Regions from separate parts of the Mus musculus genome. Here all the other regions are linked to region 3. The links are chromatin loops, found by intact Hi-C in ENCODE. Cell type or tissue: heart. All regions are shown on one strand.

What was found. Hi-C counts contacts between places; a loop is a spot of excess contacts. Peaks named below come from ENCODE experiments on the same cell type or tissue, not always from the same donor. Only the 100,000 strongest peaks of a DNase experiment are listed, where the experiment ranks them.
Region 1: it touches region 3 in a loop (12-fold over the local background); 10 of 42 quality-filtered maps call a loop at or near these places.
Region 2: it touches region 3 in a loop (2.2-fold over the local background); 13 of 42 quality-filtered maps call a loop at or near these places.
Region 4: a loop joins it to region 3, with 17 times the contacts of the local background. A loop is called at or near these places in 19 of 42 quality-filtered maps.
Region 5: a loop joins it to region 3, with 7 times the contacts of the local background. A loop is called at or near these places in 2 of 42 quality-filtered maps.
Region 6: a loop joins it to region 3, with 8 times the contacts of the local background. A loop is called at or near these places in 10 of 42 quality-filtered maps.
Region 7: a loop joins it to region 3, with 2.4 times the contacts of the local background. A loop is called at or near these places in 2 of 42 quality-filtered maps.

What each region holds. Positions count from the first base shown.
Region 1 is chr17:72,240,106-72,244,105 of GRCm38, forward strand. The region is part of intron 3 of Alk (anaplastic lymphoma kinase); the gene reads right to left. Among named protein-coding and RNA genes, the nearest start is that of Gm41613, 110 kb to the left of the region's middle. In heart, a CTCF peak has its summit at 2,138; no DNase peak of the experiment used is centred here.
Region 2 is chr17:71,793,545-71,797,544 of GRCm38, forward strand. All of the region lies in intron 2 of Clip4 (CAP-GLY domain containing linker protein family, member 4), which reads left to right. Among named protein-coding and RNA genes, the nearest start is that of Gm30140, 13 kb to the left of the region's middle. In heart, a CTCF peak has its summit at 382 (motif pointing left); a DNase peak (open chromatin) is centred at 2,237.
Region 3 is chr17:71,660,442-71,664,441 of GRCm38, forward strand. No RefSeq gene overlaps it. Among named protein-coding and RNA genes, the nearest start is that of Togaram2, 11 kb to the right of the region's middle. In heart, a CTCF peak has its summit at 2,377 (motif pointing right); DNase peaks (open chromatin) are centred at 2,480 and 2,520; H3K4me3 peaks cover 969 bases; H3K27ac peaks cover 753 bases.
Region 4 is chr17:72,779,536-72,783,535 of GRCm38, forward strand. No RefSeq gene overlaps it. Among named protein-coding and RNA genes, the nearest start is that of Ypel5, 55 kb to the right of the region's middle. In heart, a CTCF peak has its summit at 2,497 (motif pointing left); no DNase peak of the experiment used is centred here; H3K27me3 peaks cover 757 bases.
Region 5 is chr17:71,964,179-71,968,178 of GRCm38, forward strand. Alk (anaplastic lymphoma kinase) reads right to left here. Exons shown (of 29, transcript NM_007439.2): 9 at 3,308-3,477. Among named protein-coding and RNA genes, the nearest start is that of Gm41613, 160 kb to the right of the region's middle. In heart, a CTCF peak has its summit at 1,738; no DNase peak of the experiment used is centred here; H3K27me3 peaks cover 368 bases.
Region 6 is chr17:72,602,409-72,606,408 of GRCm38, forward strand. Alk (anaplastic lymphoma kinase) reads right to left here and starts at 1,899. Exons shown (of 29, transcript NM_007439.2): 1 at 620-1,899. The coding sequence starts at 1,301. In heart, no CTCF peak of the experiment used is centred here; DNase peaks (open chromatin) are centred at 943 and 2,393; H3K4me3 peaks cover 2,264 bases; H3K27me3 peaks cover 2,995 bases.
Region 7 is chr17:71,719,659-71,723,658 of GRCm38, forward strand. All of the region lies in intron 18 of Togaram2 (TOG array regulator of axonemal microtubules 2), which reads left to right. Among named protein-coding and RNA genes, the nearest start is that of Pcare, 31 kb to the right of the region's middle. In heart, a CTCF peak has its summit at 1,535; a DNase peak (open chromatin) is centred at 1,563; H3K27ac peaks cover 2,571 bases.

The sequences.
Region 1 (4,000 bases), 580 kb after region 3:
CCCCGCTTACACTAAGTAGGTCTCCCCTCTTCAGTTAAACCTCTCTGCAAACATCCATACAGACTATGTCTCATAATGCCTGGTTTTCTAAATGAATCACGCTTACAACTGAAAGGAAACATCACGCTAGCAAGGAGCTAGTGCTGGCAAACCTGATGAGCCCAGGATGGCAGGAGGGTGGACATCCAATCCTTTGCTACTTAGCAAGGCTAAGGGGGGGGGTACGGTTGTGAGGGTGCGACACAGTGGGAAAACATGGACTATTGGGAATCAGGCAACAAGCAGGTAGATTGTGGAGAAGACATGTTTAGTAGCCACTGAAGGGAGCCTGAGAAAACAAGAATGCATGGCCTCTAGCTCTGTGTACTCGCTAGAGGCTCTCAATCACCAGCTCTCCTTGTCTCCAGCAGCCATGTTCTCCTAGCTTTGGCTTATCCCTTGGAAGGACAGGTGATATCACAAAAGGAAGCCTTGCCTCACCCAGGCTCTACTGTACAGCAGCAATTTAATAGTGCCTTGCAAAATTGATAGATTGTTATTCTCAACATAAACCCTGTTTTATTCCTGAGAGGATTTTATTACCTTTCGCGAATGAGTTTGATATTGGAGAGATTAAATTAGAGCTGTTATAAAAAGGAGGAGGAACCGAAGAAGAAAAGAAAGAAAAAAAAAATCTATGACTAGGTGGGAAGGGCTACCATTAACACCTGGTACTTTATGTGACAGAAGCAAACTCATCCTCACTACCTTGGGTGCCTCATTACAGTATCAGCTGTCATTGCTCTCAATGGCGAGTTACATCTAGATGAGCTGCACACTGGCAGTGAGAAGAACCAGGCCTGGAAACCAGATAAAGGTGATACTGTGTGTAAACCCATCCTGGATGGCGGCTTTGCCTGCATCACTTTGCTAGAGCAAGCCGTTCATTCCAGTCTGTTGATGGTGGCCGCTCACCAGGGATACATTCTCATGAGTCACTGATGGACCTGACTGGCCACATCCTGCACCCTCAACCCCTTATATACATACAGAGCTGTCTAGAGCTTCAAAGAAGAGTCACTAGTGTGCTTCTTTGTCTTCAAGACATCAGCAACAGTAACAAAGTCAACTCCCTGTATCCTCATAGAAGAAGAAAGATATTCTGGGTTCACTGACCCCTATCCTAATGGAACTGGCTAGTATTTGGGGGTAGGCCCTCCCAGATATATTTAACATGTTAAAAAGTGAACCATCCTTGTGTCTGATGGCTCAGGCATACAATTTCAGCTACTTCAGAAGCTGAGGCAGGAGATTACTAGTTCAAGGTCAACTTGGCAACTTAGTGAGCATCTATCTCAAAACAAAAGATAGAAAAACAAAAGAAATATGGAGATAACTCCGTGGTAAAGTACATAAGGCCCTAGGTTCGAATCTCAGGACTAAAAACCCAAACCAAACAAAACAAGTGAACTCTTGAGAGACCAGGAAAGCAAGAGAAACAAGTTACCACATAAGTTGTTGGTAGAAATGTAAATGCATAGAAGATTTCAAGGGCGAAAATGCCAAACATCTTAACACTTGATAAAAATCTTAGGCCAGCAATTCAAAGTTTGCTAATGGAAAAGATTTGGGGAGTGAGTTCAAATGTACATTCCAGAGTATTCTAGAATAAAACATATTCATTCCAATGGCGAGAATAATGGAGAGAGTTTCAGGGTTCCAATGGCGAGAATAATGGAGAGAGTTTCAGGAGGAAGTTAGATAATGCAAGAGCTAATGTATACCAGGAGAGTAAGATTTCGGGTAAAGATCAGCAGCAGAGGTCTCAGCAGGTCGCTATGGTATAATTTAACTGAAAAGAGAACCCTAAGCGTCACTACAGAGGGACAGAGAGATGGTGCATGTGAATATATGCAAAGAAAAACAAGAGTGTGGGAGAGGATGAGTCCCCAGACTTAAAGCATGGATACTTTGTCACCAGTATCTGGGAACAACTTTCTAATTATTAATTTTCTCCAGTAACTATGTTGCTTTTGATCAGACTGACTTATGTAAGTGTTTCTGTGACCACACCATCAAAGTAGCCTATGTAACTGAAAGTACCAAAGACAATGCCTAAGAAGAATGCTGCAGCAGAAGCCGGGCCACACCGCCCCCTAGCTTCCTTACAGGGAACTGCCCTCTCACAGAATTAAGAACTGATCGTTCACCATCCCTCTTTGCAGTCCGGTTACCTATGGCTGACTGACAATCAATTCAAAGAACCAGACCCCAGAAAGCCTGACTGTTCCAAGACTCAGCTATCAGGATCAACTGACTGTATCTCATTCAAGTTCCTCAGAACCAGCCAGGGACCGAACTTGTGCTCTTCTCCCTGTGCCCAGCACCTGTTTGAGCCTGGCACACAGTAGGTGTTCATGCAGACCCCTTGGGTTGACACAGTTTTACCTCCTGTGTTTCTATTGAGAAAGATCTTTGAAAGACTCTCATCCCCAAAGATGTCTTCAGAAAGATGTTTCATAGGCATGCCACGTCACAAAACATTCCTGGGGCAAGCCTGGCCAGCTTTGTGTTCTCTGAGAGGAGAGGAAAAGATGAGGCAATTATCTAGAGAGTTCAGGTAAAATGTCACCTTTCTTGTGAATCTCCTTTCCAGCCTAAATCCCATTCTATTTCTAAGAAAAGCATTTTCCTGATTCTGCTCCATTTTTCTCAATTCCTCCTTCCTTTTTTTTTTTTTTTAAAGAGGTTCATCCGATTAGAATTAAGCAGCGGACTTGGGGATGTGCGTACCTTCTGCCATTTCCTGGAGGAATATTTTACCATGAAAAATGGGCTTTAATAACAGAATGTTAAGAAAGATGACACAGGGATGATTTAGCAACATATATATTGTGACATATTGAATCGTAGACAGTTTGGGTGAGACCGAGCCTTAAATGAAACATTCAATATCAGCTTCAGCACACAGCCAAAGTAACAGTGAAAAAACAAACCCACAGAAACCACCCATATGTCACTGGGATCACTCCGCAGCCCTCTCCTCGGCCCTCCTCAGAAATGGCTCTGCAGTGGGTTGGTGCCTAGCTGCGGAGCAGTGGACTGAAAAAGTGGTTAATTAATGAAAAAACTTAAAATTCAGCAATGAAATTACCTTGCGCGGTGACTGACAAAGGCAGTAGATATAAATAATTCAGTCTCCCTCACAGTTGATTGAACAGAGCGCCTTTTCTCTTTTGTCAACAGCATAGAGACATTTTCCCCTCACCACTACATTCTGTAGAGGCTACAAGTGTCACTGCCCAAGAGGCATGGGCTGGGGAAAGGAGAAGGGAAAAGAAAAATCAAATTGAGACCTGCACAGAGTGAGGAATTCCTCGTGGGTAGCATCCTTTCGGGGGTGGGGGGAGAGCATATTATTCCAAGTGTCAGTTGTGAGAGGCATTGCTCAGTGGTCTCCGTGTATGCCACAAATGCTCTGCAGGGAAGAGCCAAGTTGCAAACGGTTCCCCAGAGGTGCATCTCTCTACAGTGATCTCATAGCCTCTGAGAAGAGGAAGACTTCCTCTAGGTGGGTGGGTTGCAGGTTAGGAAAGAAGATGAGGGAAGGCTAAGACTTGACTCTAAAGATGGTTCACTCTCATCTGTAAGCTGGCTTGGTGGTTATCTTCTCAGTGGGGCTCAGTGGGAAAAGCGATCACTGGGCAGTGATGTGACCCTGGGCACATCTTTAAGATGACTGACCCTTGTGTGGCATCCCCTTCGAGGATCTGCAGCTCATGCCTCACAATTATGCTGGATCCCTGCAGTTATTCTCATGGAGAGGAAAAGAGTTTTACATTTTTCTCAGGCTCCATACAGCCCCTCTTTCCATCTGAGGAAGACCGAGTTCCAGGGATGCCATCACTGTTAATCCCAGCAAGTCCTGCGGTCACCATCTATTTAGCTAAGCCTCTATGTGGTTTACAAGCCTCGATAGTTTCTTTTTGTTCAACCTTAAGAGAATCAAACAACCTACTCT
Region 2 (4,000 bases), 130 kb after region 3:
GCCTCTTCTTTAATTGTTAATGTTTTACACACACACACACACAACCTGCCGTATCTGTTTAGTGTTGTTCATATGCATATGATTTCAGGACTGATAACCAACCAGGAAGTTCATTGCTGGGGAATCGTAATTCTCCTCTCAGAAAAGGATGGACATTCTTGTAGGGCATGCAGAAGACGCTTTTCAGGCGTGTACTCATATATTTAGAAGTTTTTCCATTAGAAATATTCAGTGCTGGGGCTGGAGAGATGGCTCAGCAGTTAAGAGCACTGACTGCTCGTCCAGAGGTCCCGAGTTCAATTCCCAGCAACCACATGATGGCTCACAATCGTTTGTAATGGGATCTGGTGCCCTCTTCTGGTGTGTTTGAAGACAGCGACAGTGTACTCATACACATAAAATAAAGCAAAAGAAAAAGCAATATCTGGTGCCTTTGCAAGTGACTAGTGGATGGGTGAGTGAATTGAACCAGAGAAATGAAATCTATTAACTTCTTGGTAAGAAACTGCGTAGTAAAAATAAAATCCATGGGTAAGGAGCACAGCCGAGTTCATGAATAAGAGCCAGTGGAACCTGCTAACTCACTTGTTTCCCCAGACTCCTCTCTGTTGTTTTGATGGTAGCACCTCGGAGGCGTTTTCTCAGTCCTTTCTTCTCCTTCCTCCCTTTTCCCCGGAATCTGCAGATCTGTAGGATGCCCAGCCACACCTCAGCAGGTTCTTCTGATGACTCTTGTTTGTACAGTTTTGTTGTCTGATCCCTGTGGAGGTGTTTGCCAAGTTAGTGAAGATTTAAAAAGGTTTACGAGTCAGGAGGATGAAACTGCCCAGGGAGCTTGTGAGAGTTCCTGGGTGAGGGTGGTACACAACACCCAGGGCTCCCTTGAAGCCATGGCGTCCACTTACCTATCTCGAACCAGCTAAAAAGATCAAGTAAGCCCCAGTCAGACCCAGGCATCACCTTTCTGGGCCAGTTTGCGCTTTCCGGATGTTGTGCAGTGGGACTGAGACAGCTGCACAGCGTGACACCCGAGGGAAGATTACCCAGTTATTCTGGTAAGTCGTCCAGGGCCATGTGGTACCTCATGCAGTTCTATTGAAGACTCTCTAGGTTCTTGTAATACGAAAGGCTCCTTCCAGTGAGACTCGAGCGCAACCCTGGCTGGTGTCTCTTCTGGGAAACCAGGTTCTGATGTTTGGACCCATTGTCTTTGGAAGCAGATCATAGGGACAGTTCTGAGACCTGGTGGTAACTCACCCTCACATCTTGTATTAGTGCTTTTCACGACAGCCGCCATTACAGTCGCTGAGTACACGATAAGCACCAGAGTATCTCCTTTCAGGAGGCATCAAGACTCTTAAGCCTCTTCTAAGCCTTCCTTTAACACAGGAAGGCTCTAATACAGTTCCTCATGGGCGGTGACCCCCAACCATCACGTTACTTTCATTGCTACTTCATAACTGTCATTTTGCTACTGTCAGGAATTTTAATGCACTTGTGTTTGCTCATGGTCTTAGGCAAACCCTGTGAAAGGGTCATTCAACCCCCAAAGGCATTGTGACCCACAGGTTGAGAGCTGCTGCTCTACCCAGTGTATAGACGGTAGCCATCAGGTATGGAAGAGACAGCTCGCGGTAAATATTTGGCACACATGCTATAAGCAGTTAGGGTTCTGGATTCATGCTGGAACCTTTGGGCAGTAAGTTGAGGACAGGGCTTTGAGTGTTTAGTCATGCTGTGTAGCATTTTGGCAAATTCTTGAGTTAACCTCCATAGCTGCAGGCATGTAGGTTAGTGGTACGTGAGCTGTAGCGGTCGTCTCTCTGAGGTTGTTCGCTTGTATATTTCAGCTTCAGGTTGGAGAAATCAGAGGATGGGCACTGTCAGAAAGTTGGAAATGTCAGCTGGCCAGACACTGGAGAGAAAGCTAGAGGGACACAGAACCTGGCAAGGCTCACACATAGCTAAGGCCGCAGAGGCTGACATCACAGTTCTCCACAGAGTCACCACCCTTTTCTCCTCCACCCACATTTCTTGCCGGACACAATCACGGTAAAGCTAACTTGCTTGTAAAATACATCTCGTCTATTTCAACTTGGCCTGGTTATTCCCAGAAATGCATCAGAAAAACCAGCTCTTGCCTCTGCTCAGACTGCAATCCCAGCCAGAGCTCTGACGATATCTGATGGGTGTCAGGCCATAGAGAGAGCCAGGTTTTTTTTCAGGCCGGCTGGTAATGTGGAGTCTCCGAGCAGACTTTTACATTTATTCCAGGCCAAGACATCAAGCCAAAACCTCACACACAGCGACTTGTTAGAGAAAATCAAGTTCTCCTGAGCTCAGGGCCCTGAAAGTGAAGTGTGCACAGCAAGACCTTGTGAGTTCTGCATCCAGTCAGTTGGGGATGAGTCAGAGAGCAAAGAAAACACGCCGCTGCTTTTGTTTATAAAGGCTTACGTGTCCAAACGGCGGTTAAGTTTCAGGTCCTAAGAGGAAAGGGGGCACTTTGAATTTGGACAACAGAACGTTGAAGTGGCAGAAACTTTTCTAGCAAAGTCATGAGCATAGTTACCCGGTCAGTCCTTGGAGTCTTGTTCTGCTGAGCTCAGGCCCACGGCCCCATGGTCAGTTAGCTTTCCAGAGGACTCTGCAGGGCCTTACCCAGCCCAGTAGTGTTTAAGTTACCAGGAACCTATAATCTGCAGGCTTTGCATAAATCCTCTCGCAGTTGTATAATACATGCTTATAATACATGCTTATAAAAGCTTTCAGAGGGACAGTGTAATAAAATACAAAAATCCGTAGGTGATTCAGGAGCTAAGACATGGCTGAAGGTTCAGTGGGAGTTCAGTATAGTGTGATTGATGTACAAAAGTGGTTATTGCTGTAACATTTCAGATAACCTGAATTGTAGCTGTTACATACAATATATATGTATAATTGTAAGTCATACCAGGGCCTACTTATCACCTGTCAATCACTTGTCTATAATACAGTAGGTGAAGTGTCAAATGTTATAAGCAACTCTTTTTTTTTTTTTCCCCCAAGACAGGGTTTCTCTGTGTAGCCCTGGCTGTCCTGGAACTCACTTTGTAAGACCAGGCTGGCCTCCAACTCAGAAATCCGCCTGCCTCTGCCTCCCGAGTGCTGGGATTAAAGGCGTGTGCCACCACGCCCAGCTTAAGCAGCTCTTGTTATTTGTCAGCATTTAAGCCACTCGGTTGGACACCACATCAGCCTCTGATAGGTTTTACTTGTGCTTGATAATTCTTCCCATGTAAGTGAGTCTGATTACTTCAACATCTCTCAGGCTTCTCTGTAGGTATATGTGTATGTATAAATGTGTATGTATATGTATAGTCATATACATATATATTTTCATAAATGTCTACATATATTTCCATACACATACATATTTGGAAAGGGAACAAAATCATTTTCATTTGGAAAATTTCTGTTCCTCTGAAAAACCCCAAAGTTAATGTGAAGTCAGAGTGACTTTAGAATTTGAGTTTTGAGAAGTTTGTAAAAACAAAAAACAAAACAAAAAAAAAGTTAGGACATTAAATGGAGTCACATCTTTACAGTTTCCCATTAAACCAAAGGAACAGACAATTCAAAGACAAATAAAAAAAGCCATATAGTTTCAAAGAAGATGAGAAAAACCCCTTGGTTCTTTTCATTAAAAACCCGAAGCATTCAAAGATGGCAAAAGGCACACCAAATCACCTCCACGACTCAGAACCTTCATTTCCTGGGAGGATTCCTGGAAACTAAAACCCCCCCACAGGGCCACCAAGAGCAGGCCAGAGATCAGTGACAGATGAGCTGAAGCGTTGGCCCTGTGCTCACGTTAGGGTCCTCTCCCCTTCCAGCCTCCTGAAGCCATCTGGGCCTGTCCTTTCTTGCCGTAAGAATCACGCTTGCTGCCTCGCCTCCGCTGCGGTGCCTGCGCCCTTTAGACTGCTGGATGCCATCTCATACTTTCTAGACACATTTC
Region 3 (4,000 bases):
GGAAGACAAAGCTGTAACAGCAGTAACCATTGTATAATGGTAGAAAATTTTCTCCTCTTTGTGTGAGCATGTATGTGTGTGTATATGCACACACTCATACACTTGCATCTCATGTCGTGTGTAGTCAGAGGACAACAGGTGGGCAGATCTGTGAGCTCAAACTCAGCTGATAGGCTTACAGGCAAGTGATGTGGAATGCATACCATTAAAGCAGTGGTTCTCAACATGTTGGTCATGACCCTTTCATGGGGATTGGCTGAGGCCATTGGAAAAAAAACATATCTCCATTATAATTCATAACAGTAGCAAAATTCCAGTTACAAAGTAGCAACAAAAATAATATTACAACATGAGGAATTGTGTTAAAGGTTTGCAGCATTATGTTTGAGAGCCACTGCTCTAAAGAGAAGATGAGGCTGTGGCTTAGGCCAGTGCCCTGCTGCCCACCACCCCGAATCCTCTTCCAACTGTGTGCAGAGGTAGCAGTTCTTCCGTGGATCTACAGACAGATGCAATTGTGCTGGTGAGATGCAATTGGGTTCTTTTTCTCCACATAGATGGTATCGTACTGTTTATAGCTGTCTGTGGTCTAGCTTTTTTAGGCAATGTACTTTGGAGGACTAACTAACTTAGGAACAAAACTACTTTGCAGTGTTCAACTGTGTCCAGATCAGTTCATGGTGTGGGGACTCCAATACAAATCCCTGTCAGTGATGGTTTGAATATTCTTGGCCCAGGGAGTGGCACTCTTAGGAGGTGTGGCCTCATTGGAGGAAGTGTGTTACTGTGGGCTTGGGCTTTGAGACCCTCTTCTTAGCTGCCTGGAAGCCAGTCTTCTAGCAGCCTTCAGATGATGATGTAGAATTCTCTGCTCTTCCTGCACCATGCCTGCCTGGATGCTACCATGCTCCTGCCTTGATGATTATGGACTGAACCTCTGAACCTGTAAGCCAGCCCCAACTAAATGTTCTCCTTATAAGAATTGGTCATGGTGTCTGTTCACAGCAGTAAAACCCTAAGACGCTGTCCCACCCTGGAGTTTCAGACTGTTGGAACATTTCCTGATCAATGATATATAGACTGCTTTTAGTGTCCTGGTAAAATAAGGACATTTCCTGGGCCCTCATGATCCAGTGTAGGTGCTGTGCCAGCATCTTTCTAGGATGCTGAATTGGATGCTTGACTTCAGAAAACGTGGCTTGTTTTGACTTAAGGTTTTGAGGGTATGTAGCCCATCATGGCGCAGAAAACCCGGCAGCAGGAATGAGGCAGCTGGTCACACCGTGCTCACTTCCGGGAAGTGGGAAGAGATGACTGCTAGTGTTCATTCACTTCTTGTATCTTTTCCTGTTCCTTGGGTTTGGGGCTTCAGCTCATGGGATGGTGGTAACCAAGGAGAGATATTCCTCCTCAGTTAATCCTCTTTGAAAACATGCTCACAGCCACGCCCAGAGTGTCTCCCAGGTGACTCTAAGTGCAGCAGATTTGATAAAGATGATAACATTTGCAGATGGGTAGGATTCCGGGTACAGGCTATGGTACTTGAGATTTCCATAAATCTATCTTGTTGCCTCTCATTTGGCTTTACAGATTTCAGGTCAAGTTTCGCACGGCAAACCCTCCTGACCACAAGTTAAACATAAGTCCTATGGAAATTTGATTTGCTCTTTGGCCAGCCAATAGGTTTATGAGAATTTATTTCTCGGAATATTATAACTGAATACATTTCTCTTTATTTAGAAAAGAAAGATTATTATTTTAATCATTTATTTTATGTGCATTGTTGTGTCTGCATTGTCTTTGTGTATATCTATGTGAGGGAGTCAGATCTGAAACTGGAGGTTCAGACAGCTGTCTGGAAGAGCAGCCAACGCTCAACCACTGAGCCATCTCTCCAGCCCTTTTTTTTTTAACTTTGGAAAGATCATGCCTGTTGCTTCCACCTCCGTAGACTTGGGTAGTTAATTACCTTGGAACAGATGACCAGAGCCTGCCAGCTCTTACCTCATGAATGAGTGATATTCACAGGAAAGGCAGGACAAATAGTTGCTTGATAGATGCATTCTAGAAACCTGCAACTAAAACTCCTTAGAATTGAGGTCTTCGACTCGGTTAACCAAGAGATTTCAGCTTGCAAGAAACCAAATGGGTGAGGTAGAGAGAGCATGGCTGTTCTCAGGACCCGGGGCTCCTTCTTCCAGTGGACATCTTGGCTGTGGATTTTGTAGTCTATTCTTGTGTGCTGCTCAAGTTTCGTGAACATGGTGGAATTGCGCCAATGGGACTTTTCCAGGGCTTCCCTAGTTCTGTCGGGTTGTCTTGGTTTCTTTTTGGGGTCCAAGTGTAAATCGTCAAAATCAAAGTGAACCACAAGGTGTCAGTCTTGCTCCGGGAAACTCAGCGCACCATCCCCGGCAGGAAGTGGGGCTGCATGAGAATGCTCGCCAGCGAACCTGTCAACGTTCTCCGTTCAGTCTTCGGGAATCTCCGAGGTGCTTCCAGCTCTTTCTTTGCTGGAATATATCCCAGTTTGGAGGACACAGAGTCTTCCGGTTGCGGCTTCCAGTTCTCTCCAGCTCCTCTGAAGTGGGAAACGCCCCCTTAACCCCCCCCCCCCCCCCAACCTGGCCAAGCTGATATTCTCACGTCCTGGGCCGGGACACATGCTCAGTGTACCAGCCTGAGCAAACCCGGAGCTTGGCAGAAGCAGCATAGGCGACTTGTACTGTGTAACAGTTAAGTGCTGGAGACTGCGTGTTTCCCCTCATGTCCATAAGGAGGACCGCCTTGCGCTGTGCAGCAACCTACAGTTTTTCTCCGCATGGACTTGCTCACATTCACTCAGCGGCAGTTTTGTTTTTCACCCTCCAAACTTTTGAAAACTTCAAGTATATGGAAAAGTGAAAAGAATAAGTCCGGCATACTTTTAATCTCAGCACTTGAAAGTCAGAGTCAGGGCTGGAGAGATGGCTCAGCAGTTAAGACCACTGACTACTCTTCCAGAGGTCCTGAGTTCAATTCCCAGCAACCACATGGTGGTTCACAACCATCTGTACAGCTTTAGTATACTCATATACATAAAATAAATAAGTAAATCTTAAAAAAAAAGAAAGTCAGAGGCAGGTGGATCTTTAAGTTCGAGGTTATTTTGGTCTATACCACAAACCACAGGACAGCCAGGGTTATATATACCGGTGGAAATAGCTTACCAATAATTTTGATCCTGAAGTAAGCAAAACCAGTGTAATCGCACGTGTTCTTCCAGACTTCTCTTGTGACTGTGTGCAGATAAATCCAGGGGCCAGACAGTCCTGTCACATGAGGGCCCTCCTCCTGCAATCCACCCAGCTCTGCTGCATATGGTGCCTCATGAGTTTCACAGGACAGCACTGCGTTTCAGAGGTGTTTGTAAATATGGACTGAGAAATCGCCTCCATTACAAAACTATATTTCTTTTGGGTTTAAAGTCTTTGGGTCTGCAAGCAGACATGTTTATAAGAAAAAGGCACTCATTTGTAGAAACTTGCCCTGCATTTTTAGGTTCACAAGGCACTTAGGTCTTTTCTTGTTGAGGCAAAGTCTTACATAGCCCAAGCTAGTCTCAAGACTCTCAAATGAGCTCACTCCCGATCCTCCTGCCTCTGTCTCCTTGTGCTGGAATTACAACAGTGCATCACCAGGCTCTGTATACTTGCTTTGTGGGTCTTTTTTAAAATTTAATCTTATTTATGTATGTGACTGTGCATCTCTGTGTGTGTGTCTGCCATGTGTATGCAGGTGCCCACAGAGCCCAGAACAGGGTGTCAGCTCCCCTGAAGATGGACTTACAGGCAATTGTGAGCTGCCCAACATGGTTGATGGGAACAGAGTTCCAGTCCTGGGGGGCAGGGGGGCAGGGAGGAGGCAGGAAGTACTGGTAGAAAGGACTTATAACTGCTGAGTCATCTTTTTAGCTCCCGGTCTGTCTTCCTTCCTTCCTTCCTTCCTTCCTTCCTTCCTT
Region 4 (4,000 bases), 1.1 Mb after region 3:
ATGGAAGAGGAGAAAGACTCCGGGTAGAGAAAACAGCACAATGGAGGAAGAGTGAGCTCAGCCCTTGAGAAAAAGTCACAAGCAACGGCTGAGTGCAAGCTGAGTGCAAGCACACTGAGGACAGCCTTGAAAACAGATACAGAGCTTTAGGCAGGAATCGGTGTAAGTGTGGAGTGCCATTTGCTAACCAAGAAGCCTGTTGGGCAACACTGAAGCTAAAGAATCAGATTTGCAGTTTAGGTCTGGTGGCTGTCAGAGGAAGGCTCAAGAGGTCTTACCTGGACATCAGTTAGACCAGCAAGCAGCAAAGGCAGCCTCAGTGACCTTAAGGATGGAGAGGAGAGCAGATATGGGGGAGAAGTGGGCTGGAGGACCTTCTGGAGGGGCAGAGCAGAAGGGAGAAGGGAGGCAGCAGCAGGCCAGCAGCCAGTTTGATGACTTGGGGACCAGAATGAATAGAGAGACACTATCACTAGCAAGAAAGCAGGCTAAAAGCAAAAAAATAGGGTTTTGGGAAGGTGTTGAAGGTGTTAATTGGGCCAAGGAAAGGAGATCAAGCACAAGAGATATAAGTGTCATAAGGTCCCATTTTCACAAAATTACAGAAAAGGCAAAACAACACAGCAACAGGAATCAGATCTGTGCAGCTGAGGGCCAGACAAAGGAACAAAAGGAATGTTAAGATGAGAGAACACAGAGCCAGAAATAACTGTTCTAAGACTGATGTATAATTAATTATAAGAGTAGGTTTATTAAATTTGCTTAAATGGCTAGAATATGGACAGTGCCACAGTGGTCATCTTAGTCGGGGATTCTATTGCTATAATGCTACACTCTGGCCAAAAAGCAAGTTGGGGAGGAAAACATGTATTTGGCTTATGCTTCCAAATAAGTGTTCATCATGGAAGGAAGTCAGAACAGGAACTCAAACAGGGTAGGAACCAGGAGGCAGGAGCTAATGCAGTGGCCATGGAGGGATGCTACTTACTGGCTTGCTCAACCTGCTTTCTTGTAGAACTCAGGACTACCAGCTCAGGGATGGCCCCACCCACAATGGGCTGTGTCTTCCCCCATCAATCGCTAATTAAGAAAATGCCTTATAGCTGGAAATTATGTAGTCCCAGCTTTCAGATAATTCTAATTTGTGTATCAAGTTGGCATAAACCTTGGAGTTGATGAGCCAGGATGTCTGCTCAGATGAAGACAGAAGCCCCAGATCAGAAGAACCAATGATGTTCAGTTCAATGTCGTCAGTCTGAGGCTGAAGGCCTGGTCCTGGAGAGGGGTGTGTGCAATTCCTCATTCAAATGTCTAGAAAGCTGGAGTATGGCATCTGCTGACAAGGGCAACAGCGAAAGCTGTGCACACTCAAGTCAGATGTAGCCTTGTGTGTGTGTGCTTTCCTATTGGTTGTTTTCTCTCCGTCGGTGTGGCTACAATATCCCACCCAGCTGTCCTCATTAAGGACGGGGCTTCCCCACTCAGTTTGCCGATACCACAAGCCAATCTTTTCTGGAAAACTCTCACACAGAGAGAGTTGGCTTTACCCATTTTCTAAGTATACCTAAGCCCAGTCAAATTGACAACCAAGATTAACCATCACAGAAATTGAATATCTTAAGGTGGTAGTTATACAACAATACACAATGAACAAAACAGATGGAACAAGGCACCCAAGGTGAATAAATTTTAATGTATTTACATGTAAATACCTGAGCTGCTTTGAAAGCAATATCCTCCAAGGCAGAGGATATCCTCCAGTAGAGAGGACAATACACAGTTGTCTGGGAGTGAGATGTAGATTTCTATATTACTACAAGGTATGACTAGTGTACAAGGTAGAAGAACAAAAGCTATGGCAGGTGCCTGGAGACATGGTGAAATACCGTGAAGAAAGACCTTGGAGGACCAAGAAACTAACATGCACAGCATGAGGAGAACAGGGAACAAGAGCTAAGGACAGTGTTTTAAAAGAAGAGAGCAGTCAGCAGGAAAAACATCCTAAGAAAGACCAGAAAGATGGAACTGAGCCTGACCATCCAGGATCCCGTTTGTCTGGGGGATTCTGGTGAGGTTTGGGGTCTCTTCCCCCTGGTCTTGCTATTATTACATTAACTAGGTTATCCTGAGGCGGTGATTTTTTAAAAAACACATTTTTTTAGTAGCAAAAATGTGGAAGTGAGTGGTAGAGGGCTTACCATGACCAATTCTAAATTTGCTGGCTTTGGGTCCTGAAATTAAATTCATGAACATTTTTGGCCATTTCTAGTCATGCACTGGTTAGGCAAAATTTAAAATAAATTAGAATTAAATAAGCACCTTGCACCTGGAAACGAGGGCCGTGATGGACGGTTGTGATAGCCTCCAGTGTTGATGCCAGTGTCTGAGTGGGCACTGGGAACCCAGAGGAAACCAGGCTCTCTGCAGAGAACCATGGTTGGCAGGGAGGTAATAATCTACCATTCTAAGGCTGAGGGTGACACCTCGTGGCCACAGAGATCACTGCAGACTCTCAACATCATCTTTGGCCACCAGCTTCAGTTTCAGAGAACAAGTCAGGCTAAAAGCAGGAATTGGTGACCATGAATGAACCCTCTCGAATCCTGTGTGGCACCAGCCGTCCTTCCTTTTAAGTGGTGAGACCTGTAAAAAGATGTCTTGGTATCGTAAGGCTCTGTATTACCTTGCATGTCCTTACAAGGGAGGCAGAGCCAGCTGTCGCAGCTCCATTTGATAAACAGAAGACAAAAAGGTGACAGAGTTTATCCAGAAAGCCAGGTCTCATGGATCCAGGCGAAGCGCTCACTTTGTAGCAGTATGTCATTGGAACCTACCCAGGACATGCCTTGGGGATTCAGTTAAGCATCCAAAGTCCACATATCTTGGGGGCCTAGACATGAACTATGATTTGGGTTCTAAGACATCCCAAAGCCATTCAGTCACCAAGATTCTAGTGCTTACTTCATACCAGGCATAGTATGTGAGTAGACAATAGATTCCTGGCTGAAGACATACTTATCCTATTCAAGGAGGCAACAAGCACGGTGCAGGGCAAGACTGGAATGGGCAGGCAGCATGCAGCAGGAGGATATCTTTTGGGAACTGACAGGGACACATCGTCCCACACCTTCCTAACGCTGCAGTTTTGAGTAGTTCTGTGAGTGCTGAATATCACTAGACCACCTAGAATGAGAGGAAAGTACAGACACAGTTCCACACAACTTCCTTCCCAAAGAATGGGAAATCGTGTTCAGTGAAACTACAGCCTACACCCCAGTGCCTGGCTGATGAGCCAAGTCAAAGGAAGAGCCGAGGCATGGCAAGCACATGGCCAGCTCCTGGTTCTGTGGAAGTCAGACACGTATTAGCTCAGCAAGGGAATCACACCCAGAACTCACGCTCATCCATTCAAGGGCTGGGGGAATGGGAGGCATGCCAGGAAAATCTTGACACCATAACTCGAAGTTGGCAAAGCTAGGAACACGTTTCTCTGCCTCTCTCTTCTCAGCAGAGACAGCCCAAGAGAAGCAAAGACTAAAACACACACTGCAGAACTAGATGATGAGTAAGCAGGCCTGCTGCTCACTCTCCAGACAAAGGAAGAGGCGAGCATAAAACAGAGATGTAGCCTATCCAGAAGGCAGAGGACAAAATACGTGACAGGCTTACATCTCTGGCAAAAATGTGGCCAGATACTGCCAGACACTGATGGAGAGAAACCCCTACCATAGCTATCTCCTACTACAAGAAAGATATCAGAAACCTTCTTTTGGGACAGGGTCTTCCTATGCAGCCAAAGCTGGCCTCTGCCTGCTAAATGCTGGGATTACAGGCATGCCTCACTCTCAGATTTCTGAACCTTTAATGCAAATATGAACTCAGTAAACCAAGAGAATCCATGTGCTCTAAGAGAACTGAAGGGAGATGGTTGAGAGAGCTTTGAACTGTGTCCTAGGGGTTTCTGCCCTAAGCTTAGAAGGATGCTAAAGAAAAGGTGGGA
Region 5 (4,000 bases), 300 kb after region 3:
AATCCAGGCAGCTGGGGTGGCCTCTCTCCTGGGAGGAGGTCAGAAGAAGTTGCAGGACTTCTACGATTTACGCACTCACAAGAACCTCACCTTTGAGGTTATCATTATCGTTATCATTTCTGAGATGACTATGCCAGACTCCTCTGAGGCACTGTGCAGGTGATGGGGGAAGAGAAGTTTGTCATTTTTAGTAATATTCCTTATTAGCAGCTTTTAGTGTTGAAGCATTTAGTGTGTACCGAGGAGTTCACCACTTTTCTTCCCCAAACCAGAGACAGCTGTATGCCTCCATTTTGCAGAACATGGAAGATCAGTGGCTGGATTTGTACTGTTTGTTCAATAAATTACTTATGAAGCCACTTAGAGGCTAGAATAAAAGATGCTGAAAACCTCCTGACACCCCGTTATGTATAGATTCTTTTGGCGATCCTATTATTTATTCCCATAACAACCTGGTGAAGTACTGCTTACAGGATGGGATGGTGAGACTCGGGGAGTTTCAATAGATGGGATGAGGTTACACCACTAACTAAGCTTGGGACCGTCCACTTGAAAGCCTGCGCTCACTTGGACACGCTGCTGTCCCACTTCCTCTCCGTTGCTGCTATAGTCTAGTTTGAGTTTAGCAAGCGAAACTATCAGACAGTTCACCTGCGCTTCCTCATCTTGTGCCTCCGGTCTGCGTGCCTCCCACACTGCCTCTAGCTTTGAGAACAAGTTGGTGGCTGGCAGGCGTTTTTTTTTTGTGAATGGAGACATTTTCTTCCCCCTGTAATTATGTGTGAATTAGGTCACGGTGCATTGTGAACCAAGCTGGCTTTTGTCTGAATCTTCACTGAGTCCTCAAATGGATGCTTTGGCCTCAGGATCAATATTGGAAATACCAGTCTGCTAGTGACCATCAGTGGGGGGAAGAGGAAGGCTAGGAACAAAGTCTCCTTCAAATGCATCTCCTGCGGAAGGGAGCCAGTGGACTCAACGTCCTCCTTGCTTTAAATCCCCTGGAGTAGCTACGAAACAGAGAACTTGCTGGGTTGAAGAGAGAAGGGGTAACAGTCAGAATTAATTTTACATCTCCCAGGAGGGATGGCTCCAGCACCGCCAGCAAGGTTCCAATCCCTGTGTGTGACTGTCACAGTCCCCAAGGATGAAATACCGGCCTATGGAGGTGGCACTCATACTTTCCCCTTCCTCCACTTTAATTAAATCCATTTGTCCCAGGGTCATTGAGCCTGGGGACATCTATGGGCTCTGATCATCAAGCCACATACATTGGAAGGAGAGGATGGATGCTGTTCTGAGTTAGAAGGGGGTTTCTTCTCTATGACAGGAGAGTTCCCATTAGAAGTGGCAAGGAACAGCATATTATGAGGTTTGAGAGAAGAATTCAAAGCCCAGCTCCACACTTACGAAGCCTCATGACAACAGGCATCACTCTTTGCCCTGCTTTGAGCCTTTGGTCCTTGTATTTCAAAGGTTGGTTCACCAGAATGGTAATTTGAGTATCTCTTGTAAGACTATTGTGAAGACTGCACTAGATGGTAGAGCGTGATGCTTAGCCAATAGCAGGTGGTTTTCCCTTCCAGTCTACCCTGTAGGTGAGATGCCACCCTGCCTTTTGCTATAGGCTATGTCTGTGCCACCTGTGGGATATTCAGTAAAGCACAGCAGAGTGTCACAGACATGCTGCTGTGCCAGGCCATTTTTAACTCAAGCATTGCTTGCTCCAGGCTGACTGCAGGTGGCAGGGTAGTGCCATCCTAGGGAGACAAGTGACAGCTGAACTCCACAGGCTTCGGCTCCAATCCAATGCCCCATGCAGCTGGAGATCTGGTAATCCAGCCATATCCATTTGGAAGTGGGAAGGACTAAACCTGGAAGGAGTCAAGGCTCTTGTCCAAGGTCACAGAGGTTACTGGTAGTAAAGTCTGATAAGAACCAGGGTCCCTGGTAGAAGCTCTTCTCTGGTCAGTGAGGAGTCTGGCATCTCCCTATGTCAACCTGCCTCTGGAGCTGAATCAATAGAGCAGTACCCCCCCCCCCCCCGCCCCCTGGTTCCAGTCTTGGCTCAGAGACAAACTTGTTTTGCTCCTTTGATTTTTTTCAGCTTTTCCTCTTTAAAAGAACGGTGGAGAATAGTGATGGAGCTTCCCCACCCACTAAGGTTTTGTTGTTAACGAGGAAAGAGGAAATGAGAGGAAATAAGAGGAAGTAAGGCAACATCCATCAAGTGAGAGAAAATGCCATAGAGATATGAAACCCGAGCATCATTTGGTAGTAGCTCGAGTGCCTCATTTTCTGCTCTCTCCACAGACAGATCCTGAAGAAAGCCAATCAGGCCAGGTGAGAGCTGCAGGAGATGAGTGTTCATTAGTGCGCCATCCCTTGAAGAATCTCGAGCTCCCGGCAATTGGCAGGAGATGTGCATGTCTCTGTGTGTACATGGGTGTGGTGGTTAATATTGACTGCCAACCTGACAGGATGTAGAACTGCCTAGGAGACAGACCTCTGGACTTGTCAGTGAAAGGATTTTAGATTGGGTTTACTGAGGTGGGAAGACCCAACCTAAAACCATTCAATGGAGCGGTACCATCCAATGGGGCACTACCATCCAAGAGGGCAGTACCATCCAATGGGGAGGAGTCTCAGGCTGAAGTAAAAGAAAGAAGCCAGGCCAACACCAGCTTTTATGGCTCTATGATTACTCATCTCTGATGCAGTGTAACCAGCTGCCTTATGCTTTTGTCATTGTGCTGTCCCTGCTATGATGGCTTAAACCCTCAAACTACGAGCCAAAATAAACCCTTCTGTGATGGTTTGTGTATTCTCTGCCCAGGGAGTGACACTATTAGAAGGTATGGCCCTGTTGGTGTAGGGGTGTCACTGTGGGTATGGGCTTTAAGACCCTCATCCTAAGTGCCTGGAAGTCAGTCTTCCACTAGCCGCCTTCAGATGAAGATGTAGAACTCTCAGCAACTCCTGAACCATGCCTGCCTGGATGCTGCCCTGCTCCCATCTTGATGGTCATGAACTGAACCTCCGAACCTGTACGCCAGCCCCAACTAAATGTTGTCCTTTATAAGACTTGCCTAGGTCATGGTGTCTGTTCACAGCAGTAAAACCCAAACAAAGTCACCTTCCCTCCTTAAGTTGTCAGGTACTTTGTCATAGCAAAGAGAAAAAAACAACCAATCAAACGTCTTAGATAAAGGGCATGGGGGAGTGTGAGACCTTCCCAGGTCAGCACTGTGCCTTGTAGGGTAAAACAAAGCAGGAGGTGGGGTGGGGGGAATGAATAGTAACTCACCTGTCAGTCACATCGAGGAGGGACAGCACTGTATGCTGCCACAGGCTTAAGCCTTCGTCAGTGGCGACATGCCAGACAGTCCGGCTTTGCTCCTTTCCGGTTTTGTTCTCCACCAGCACCAGAGATACGTTTCCTCTCAAAACCCCGCGGATGAGCCAGGACATGCGGAGCTGAGAGAGAGAGAGAGAGAGATGCACACATCAGTTAAAATGTTATTGTACCACGGAAACCTCAAGTATCCTTGCAGCCCCGGCAGAAGCTTAAAGGACTTTGCTGGAGGCTCATCTGAATTGATCCAGCAAAGGCAGCTGATGCCCACAGCCTGATCTTGCTAACAGCTGCCAAAGGACTTTCACTGGAGTTCAAGGATCTGGGCAGGAACCACCATCGAGCAATCCGAAGCTTCATTGAGGCTGATGATATCACCCCAAATTTCAGTGATTCTACCTCTGCACTAGACCAGTAGGGTTATTCAGGCGAGCTTCCTTAAGGATACCCAAAGATTTTTGCCTATGGTCTCAACTCACTATGTGATGTAATAGAGGTGATTTTTTTTCCCATTCAATTTCTTTTGATTTAGGAATAATGGACTTTTGTATTCCTTCTAATAATTACAGGTGTTGTTTGAACAGTGTCAGATCACATGTTAGCTAATGGGAGACTTCCTCTCTCTCTCTCTCTCTCTCTCTCTCT
Region 6 (4,000 bases), 940 kb after region 3:
TTCCTTAGTTCCTCTGGGACTTTCCTGGGACATCTGAGAACATCGAGAGTCTGAGTGTGTAAACAGTCTGGAGGTGGGAGTCCAATGTGGCAGAATGAATAATTAAGGAAAAGAGAACCTCTGGGTTAGCCAGCACTGGAGAGGAGGGACAGGGACAGGCAGTTGGCTGAGACTCAGTATTAAGGGGAATTCTCTATTCTCTGGGAAATTCGACCACATTCTCCAAATAGGTGGTCGTCTAGAAGAGAAACAAGAGTCAAGAAAAAAAGAGCAATAGTGTGAGGTCCCGTAACTTGGAACTCGGGCGTTATAGGGACGTTTCAGCCATTCTCAGAGCTCAGGAAGGAGGGCATCCAATTATGATCCAGTGGGATCGTGTGTAAGTCAGTGGAAGGCATTCTGCCAACACTGGAAAACTTTTCTCCCAACTTGGTTGCTAGAGAGAGAGAGAGAAGGTTCTATTGGGAAGTTACTATGTTTAAGCACATAAAAAGAAACCACGGGTCTAAGTTCAAGTACGATGAAAAGGGGGCTAGAAGAATAAGAGTTAGTTAGCAGTGTCTACATGTCGTATAACTAAAAATGCAAATCCCAACACACTCTAGTGGGAGCTGCTCACCCGTCCCGAAGATCTGGAAGAGAAGGCGGGGCTGGGAGGCTCGGATCGCACTGGATAGCCTTCCCTCCCTGCCCACTTCCGATGCCTTCTTCTCAGGCATCAGGCGGATCCTCAGCCTCCCTTCGCCGTGGAGAATCCACCAGCTGAACAGCTCGCTGAGGTTGAACTGGAGTATCCCCACAGCCGCTACCTCCTCTGGGGGACCAATACAGCCTTCAAGAATCGTCTCCTCGCCCAGCTCCAGCACCAGCTGTTTGGCACGCCTGAGCTTGCGCACCGAGCCTCCCTTCAGCACCCTGGACAGCGTCGGACCCGCCTCGGGACTAGGAGAACTGGCTCCATCTGCCCAGGAGATTCCAGGCAGTGGCCCCAGCAGCCTGAGCAGAGGCTCACAATCCAGGGCCAGTGATCCCCGCGCCTCCAGCCCGCCAGCCTCGGGCTCCGAGGGGGACCGTGGCTGCGGTAGCAGCAGGTCTCGGGCATAGACGCGGAAGAGCGAGGGTACAACGAAGTCCACTGCCAGACTCTTCCTCTGCAGGCGCGAATAACTGAGCGGCTCCCGGGGCTGCAGAGGAGGCCCTGAGGCTGGGGAACCCGCGCGCTGATCGGTTGCAGCTCCGGAGTACGAGGCTGCTGCCAAAAGCAGTGGAGGCAGCAGCCACAGGAACCCAGCAGCTCCCATCCCGCTGGAGGGCGAGTTTACACTAGTCTCCCTTCCCTTGCTGGTCCAGCCTCGCCCTTCACTCTCCCCCAAACAGGAAAGGGCTCCAAATAGTCCTTGGTCCTGAATGGCTCCTTCCACTAGATCTCAGGGACTGTGTGTACACTATAGAGCGCCCTTGCTTTTCCCAAGCTACAAGGAGGCGAGAAGGGTTCTCAGCAAAACGGAAGACAAAGTCAGGGGGTAGTTCGGAGACAGTGAGACACCCTGGGCTCAACAGCTGGATCCTGCGCCTCTCGCCGTGCTGCGCCCCATTTGTAGAGGCCTTTGCTCAGGGACCAGGGAGGTGGCAATTAGGTACCGTTCAAGGAGCCCTCGGCGACCAGAGCTCTCCTCTTAGCTTCCAATCTTCTGCAACTTTCCAGGCTGTGAACCGTGGCTCCGAGTCGGTCACTGTCTTGCCCACGTCCTCCGCTCCTGTCACCTCCTCTGCGCTCCTTCCCAGGTCTAGGCAAGGACCACCGGAGGGGGCTGCTTTCTAGCGCCCCCTCAAGTGACCTCCGCTGCAGGAAGTCTTCGGATCGATCACCCTGCCCGCTGAACTTCTGGGCGTGAACACGAGCTCTGCGTTGCGGAGAGGAGGCTCCCGCTGCCTCCACGCGCGCAAGTTTGCAGCGTCCTTGCCGTCACCGACGTCTTGGTTCCTCGGAGTTCACTCCCAAGCACCCGGGCGGCCCTGGCCGCTGGCGACTAGTGAAAACATTCCGGGCAGAGGAGCCCGCAATGTAGCCAGCCCCCTCCTCACCTACCAGCAGCGCCCGCGGTTTTGTTGACTGGCCAGGGGGCGAACGGAAAACGTCTTACTGCCCCCCCGAGAACCGCTGGACAGAAGCAGCGGGAGGTGCCAGTTGCCACCGCTGCTGCCGCCCCCAGAGCCGCTGGATCGCATCTGCCTGGGCGCCCGCCACTTGCAGCTGGCAGTGCCGCGAGCGCGCGCCGAAGGGGGGCGGGGCCTCCGCGAGGGGCGGGGCTCTAGAGCGAACTCAGCGCAGCCGCCCAGCCCACGCAGCCGGCCCCGCCCCCTTCCAAGCCCGCCGGCCAATGCCGCTGCGAGATCTGCTCCTATGCAAATCTGCAGAGGCCTCAGTATTCATTGAGAAAAGCACCAAGCCCGCCCCGCCTCCCGCTGCTGGTGCCTGTTCCTTCCTCCAGATTGCCTGCCCTATTTCTCCGCTGTGCGAACAAGAGAGTATTTTGGATAAATGGGAAAACTGGAAGCGATCGTTGCAACCAAACACTCTGTCTAATTATACATTTAACAGATTAAATGTGTCCGACTTCAGAGGAGCAGGTTCCGGAATAAATCTGGAGGCAAAGAAAAACCAGAAGGAGGCAGGGGTAGCGAGGCCCTGCAAGATTCAAGAGCCTTGGAGCCTTGAAAGGGAACCTTCTCCAACACTCCTGTTATTTGAAAGCATTCCTGAGAGCCTGAGTTGTTCTTCTTCGGCTTTAGCCGCAACAAATGCTGTCAGACCTGTCAGCCACTTGGTTTTCTCATAATGGTGTCTGCACAGGTTTCCAGACAGAAACTGGGGATGAAACTCAGAGCCTTCTATAAGACAAGCGAACGCTCTGCCGCTGAGCAACCACCCCACCACGACACTATTTGTTTATTCACTTTTTTTATTTTGGCCTTTTTTGAAATACGACCTCGTTTTTGTAGCCCAGGCTGGGCTTGAACTCACTACACTGCCTAGACTGACTAGGAACTCTTGGAAATCCTGTTCCGGCTTTTCAAGTGCTGGGATTTGGGATTACAAGCATAAACCACCACACATGAGACGGATATTTTTAATTCCAGTTCTGGATCATTTGCTCATGTGAGACTTCCAAGCCCACCCTCCAGTCCTCTTGACTGCTACTTTGCCCTAGCGGTCCATGAGTAGCAGGCCAGAGGCTATGGATATGACTCTGTGGAAGAAGGTTGTGTGGGGCGGTGGCACACACACTCAAGGCCTTCTATTTATTCACTTACTTAAAATGCCAGGTTCTCCCTCCAGTCTCCTTTTCTTTCAGATAATGGCTGTGTGTCACCAGAAGCCCAGATAAGGGTAAGTTTTAGTTCACACAAATTTCTCAGTCCCTTCTCTCCAAGGCTGACTGTCTCACTCATGCTAGCTCTCCCAGTGTCCCAGTACATTGTCCAGTGGACCCTCCCTCACCCAGCTCTAAGAGATGCAGTATCTTGCTCACTGCCCCACATGCGAGAACAGCCAAGTGGAGACCCTGCTCCTTTAAGGCCAGGGTCTTTCCCATAACTGTGCTGTCATGATGAGCAGTGAAACCCTAAAGACAAAACCAACCAATCAAACAAACAAACAACACTACTTCTCAGTGAACGTCTGGCTTTCAGCCGTATATGTGAAATACTCATATGTAGCCAACTTAATTGTTTAAGGGATGAGATTTGAAAAAAAGAGAATTAAAAAAAAATGCTCCTATCTTGGGGAAGGAAGAAGACCATGGAGTTAATTATTTTCATAGTATGTTTGGGTTCTCATCAAATTTTCTGCTGTGAAAACCCTCAGGAAAAAAATCTTTCTATCTAAAACGTGAAAAGGATCAAAACACTAGCCCCTTCACACCCCTGTTCCATGTCTTTCCTGTCTGTATAACTCTTGTTCAAAGGCGAATTGACTCTTAATCTGTCAAGGACTGTG
Region 7 (4,000 bases), 59 kb after region 3:
AACATCATGGAAACTAATTCACTTCTCAAGGGCTATATTAATCTTCATGGGCAACGTTTTTAATGATCTCATTACTTTATGCTAACTTCTACATCCTGAAAGTCTTACTACCTTCCAACATTTCCAAACTGAGGACTAAGCTCCTAACACAGATCAGCATCTTTGGAGATCAGCATGCTGCAAGCAGAGTTTCAGCCATTCAGTTCTCCCTGTTGGGACAAAGTCCTCTTGGATACAGCAGGAAAGAGCCCTTCTGGTCCACTAGCTAGAGGCTCTGGGAAAATGATGCAGGGGATGTATGTGTGGGTGGGTGGGGCCGGGGATCTTCTTCTGTACTCAGATCATTGCTGAGGTTTGGAATGTAATGGCATTGGCCCCAAAGATTCAAGGGAGCCCTATAAATCCTTCACAAAAATTCCTGTGGAGGCTACATGATGCAGTGAGGTATCTTGACTCTGAGTGGTCCAGATGGTGCAATAATGGGGAGGCTGTTCCAGCAGGTGTAGCAATGAGTTGTCTGGGCTGAGTGGGTTTACTATGAAACACACCTCAGTCCCACCAGCAATGTTGATCCTGAAGGTGTTCCTGTCCATAAAGTGACAAGCTTAAGGATTTAGGTTAGTGACATAGAGAATTTAATCACCCCTAGTAAATGGCCAGGGTAGAACTATGTTGGCCCCAGGAAAGGCTGTCATCTGCCTAGAATGAGCTGAGCTTAGCCCAGGTGACAAGTAACCAAACTTCCTACTGCCCAAGAGATTAGGTGAAAGCTGCAGAGCCTTGGGTAGTAGGGACAGAAAACCACCCAGCCAAGCCTGGTGACTCTAGTCTACTGGACTCCTCATATGAAAATGCTGTCTTGCCAACCTGCTTCCTCATGGTCCACACAGATTCTGGCTCCAGGCAGGAGATGCTCAGTCAAATGCTGGGCAATGCTTAAATGTGGAAGGCCAGAGTGTCAGCACAGCATGCTGCAGTCTGTTTCCTGCTAATTGCAGGGCAGGAGGATCAAGAGTAATGCCAAGCAAGGCTGCTGTCTTCTGGCATGAAGTCCAGATGGTACAATAATGGGGAGGCTGGCTTTTCTAGGATGAGTCTGAAGATGCTTCTCCACTGTGAGATTCAGGGGTGGCATCATCTCATCAGCCACAAGGTTTCTTCCTTGGTTTTCCTGAGGGTCAGAAGCTTGGATGTTGTGTTGGTTGATATGACGGCTGCTGGCTTCTGTGGCTGATCCCTTAGGGATCTCAGGAAAGGAGCCTGGGCAGCTTGCACCCTGGCCCCTGCCCTTCATCACCCACTTCCTGCTTTGAGGTTTCTCTGAATGAGAGGCTCAGTGCCTTTTCTTTCCTGTGAGACACTGAGACCTGATTTCAGGGGAATTTTTCTGAGGATTAAGGAAGTGCCGGAGCAGACTGGTTGGCCCTTTTGGGCTCTGTTACTGTTAGGTTAGTTGTAGAAGACATTTGCCTGATGAAAACCTCAGGCTGCAGACAGCTCTGCCTCCCCCAGGTGACCTTGGTGTTCCAGCTTCTCACAGCCCAGAGGAGCTCTCTTAATTTAGCTCAGCCTCTGGCTGGTGTTGGAGAGGCCAGATAAGCTTGGGGTGCTGGTGGCCTTGGATCTAGTTTTGCTGTCTGCTCTCTGAGTTTCAATGTCTGTAAATCACATGAGTGACATCATGTTAACGGGCTTAGAGTCTGGATCCAGACGCCTCTCCAATATACCAAACACTCAAAATCCCTGCTTTCTGTAAGTGTTCATATTTGTCCAAGTTTACCTAGAGAAAACCCACAAGAGAATGTAATTTGGATATAGGCTCTTTCATTTAATTCTATTCAGACAGACATTGGGAACTGTCTCCCTTGGTTTTTTTGAGATAGGATTTCTCCCTGGGACCTGGAAAAGCTGCATAGCAAGCTCCAAGGATCCACCCGTTCCCTTCCCCCGTGTCGGGACACAATACCATCCCGGGCCTTTGTTCCCTGTGTATTCTAGGCATAGAACTCAGGGCTACACGCTTGTGTGGCAAGTGCTTTCCCGACACGCCCATCTCCCTAACCCTTAGGAGGGTTGTCTTTTGGGAAAGTATGAAAACCAGGGCAATGTGACAGTGGCTTGACCGCCTATAAACAGTCATCGTAAGTCAGTAACTGAACACACTACAGTCCTCCAAGAGGCCCAAACTGGGTGTGGTCATCGAGGAAACACTACAAGGAGGGGAACTGACCCACCCACCTAAGCTAAGCTCATTATCTCAGGGCAGCCTGTGGCTTGAAATGCTCATGCTCTGATTTGCTTAAACAGGATGCAAATTCAAATGTATAACATCACAATTACATTCGCAAATATGCATAGGTAGAACTCCAAGAGCTACACAATGAGACCCAGTCTCAAAAAAAAAAAAAAATACAAAACCAAACCAAACCAAACCAAAACAAAACAAAAAACTAAAGTAAAAGATGCTAAATGCTTGTTGATTTTTTTGCTTGTTTTCTTTCCAACTCCCACAGTTCTTCTGTGGCTTTCCAGTAGTCTGAAGATAAAATGTCCTGGTGGCCCCAGGGCTTCTCTAAGTGAAGCAAGTCTGATAACACATAGAGAGCCCTCTGTAGAGAAGGGAACCAAAGGAGATCAGGGTCTCTGACCGACTAGCTAGGCCTGCTTTCTTCTCATAGCACAGTATCTTGTGTTTTTTTCACTGCATAGCAAATCATAACCTCCTTGGGAGGCAAAAAGAACCCTCTGAAAATGTAGACCAAGCTAATGGAGTACTGACTTTAGCCTTTCAAATATTAGAGTCCAACATCATCATCACTACCACCACCACCATCATCATCACCACCACCACCACCATCTCACTCTCTCTTTTTAAATGGAACAGAACTAACTCAGAGCCCTTGCACATGCTAGGCAAATATTCTATTGCTGAGCTACCTTAAGCCAGATCAAGATTCTGGCCTGTTATTTGATGTTTCCATTGTGAGAATTTTAGGACAGTAATAGAACTCATTACAAAGGGGATACATTATTGATTCTATGACATGGGTTCAATCCTAAACATTAAGTTAAGCAATCTAATTCTCACAGCAACTCAATGAGAAAGGAACTGGGATTATTCCCATTTCATAGATAGGCAAGTCAAGGCATAGAGGGGCAGGAGTAGCTCATACAGTGTTCTGTAGTTAAATAAGAGTCTCTAGGCAACTTGTACCCAGAATCTGTACCCATTCGCTATGTGTTCCTGTCTCATTAAATCTAAATGTGATCCTAAAAGGCGAGTCTTCACAGAGGTGACTAAATCATGGCAGACCAAGTGCGTGTGTAAACTATTCTGGCATTCACAAATCAGCCAGGAGAAACTACTCTGTAAACAGTGACCAGGCAGGCGTACTCTGAAAGCATTTTCCAAGCACCTATATCCTACAAGTATCCGTCAACTACATGTACCATGTACCCTGCAAGCATTTATGAGGCACCTGCTGTATGCTGGCTGCCACAGCAGCGCCTGGTTGATCTGCTGGTAGTCAATTTTCAAGGACTTGCCCAGGTGCACTTCTCTCTGGACCCGGAAGACGGTGTCAAGGTCCAGGAGCAGGGCTGAGCCATGTGGGAGAGGACGGAGGAGGGAGAAGTGCTTTGCTTTCGCAGTGCTACATGGGACCACCCTCTTATTAAACCCACGCCTCTTGACCTTAGGCATTTTGCTTTGATGTCACCTCCTCTAAACCACACTACAATTGAAACCCTCCTGTGGTTGCGGCAATCTATTTGTGGACCTTCAGGAGTTGCTTATGTCAGGGCCTCTGCCCACTTTATACCTTGGGTGTGCTCTCACCAGAGGCTTGTACCTACTCTTGGATGTTCCAGCCTCCAAACCCTGAGCCAAATAAAGCTTTATTGTTTATAAATTGTTCATTTTTTTAAAATATGGGAGCAGAAAATCAACCAAGGCACCAGGACACACACACCTGCCCTGGCCCCCACTCTTGGGTGTGGG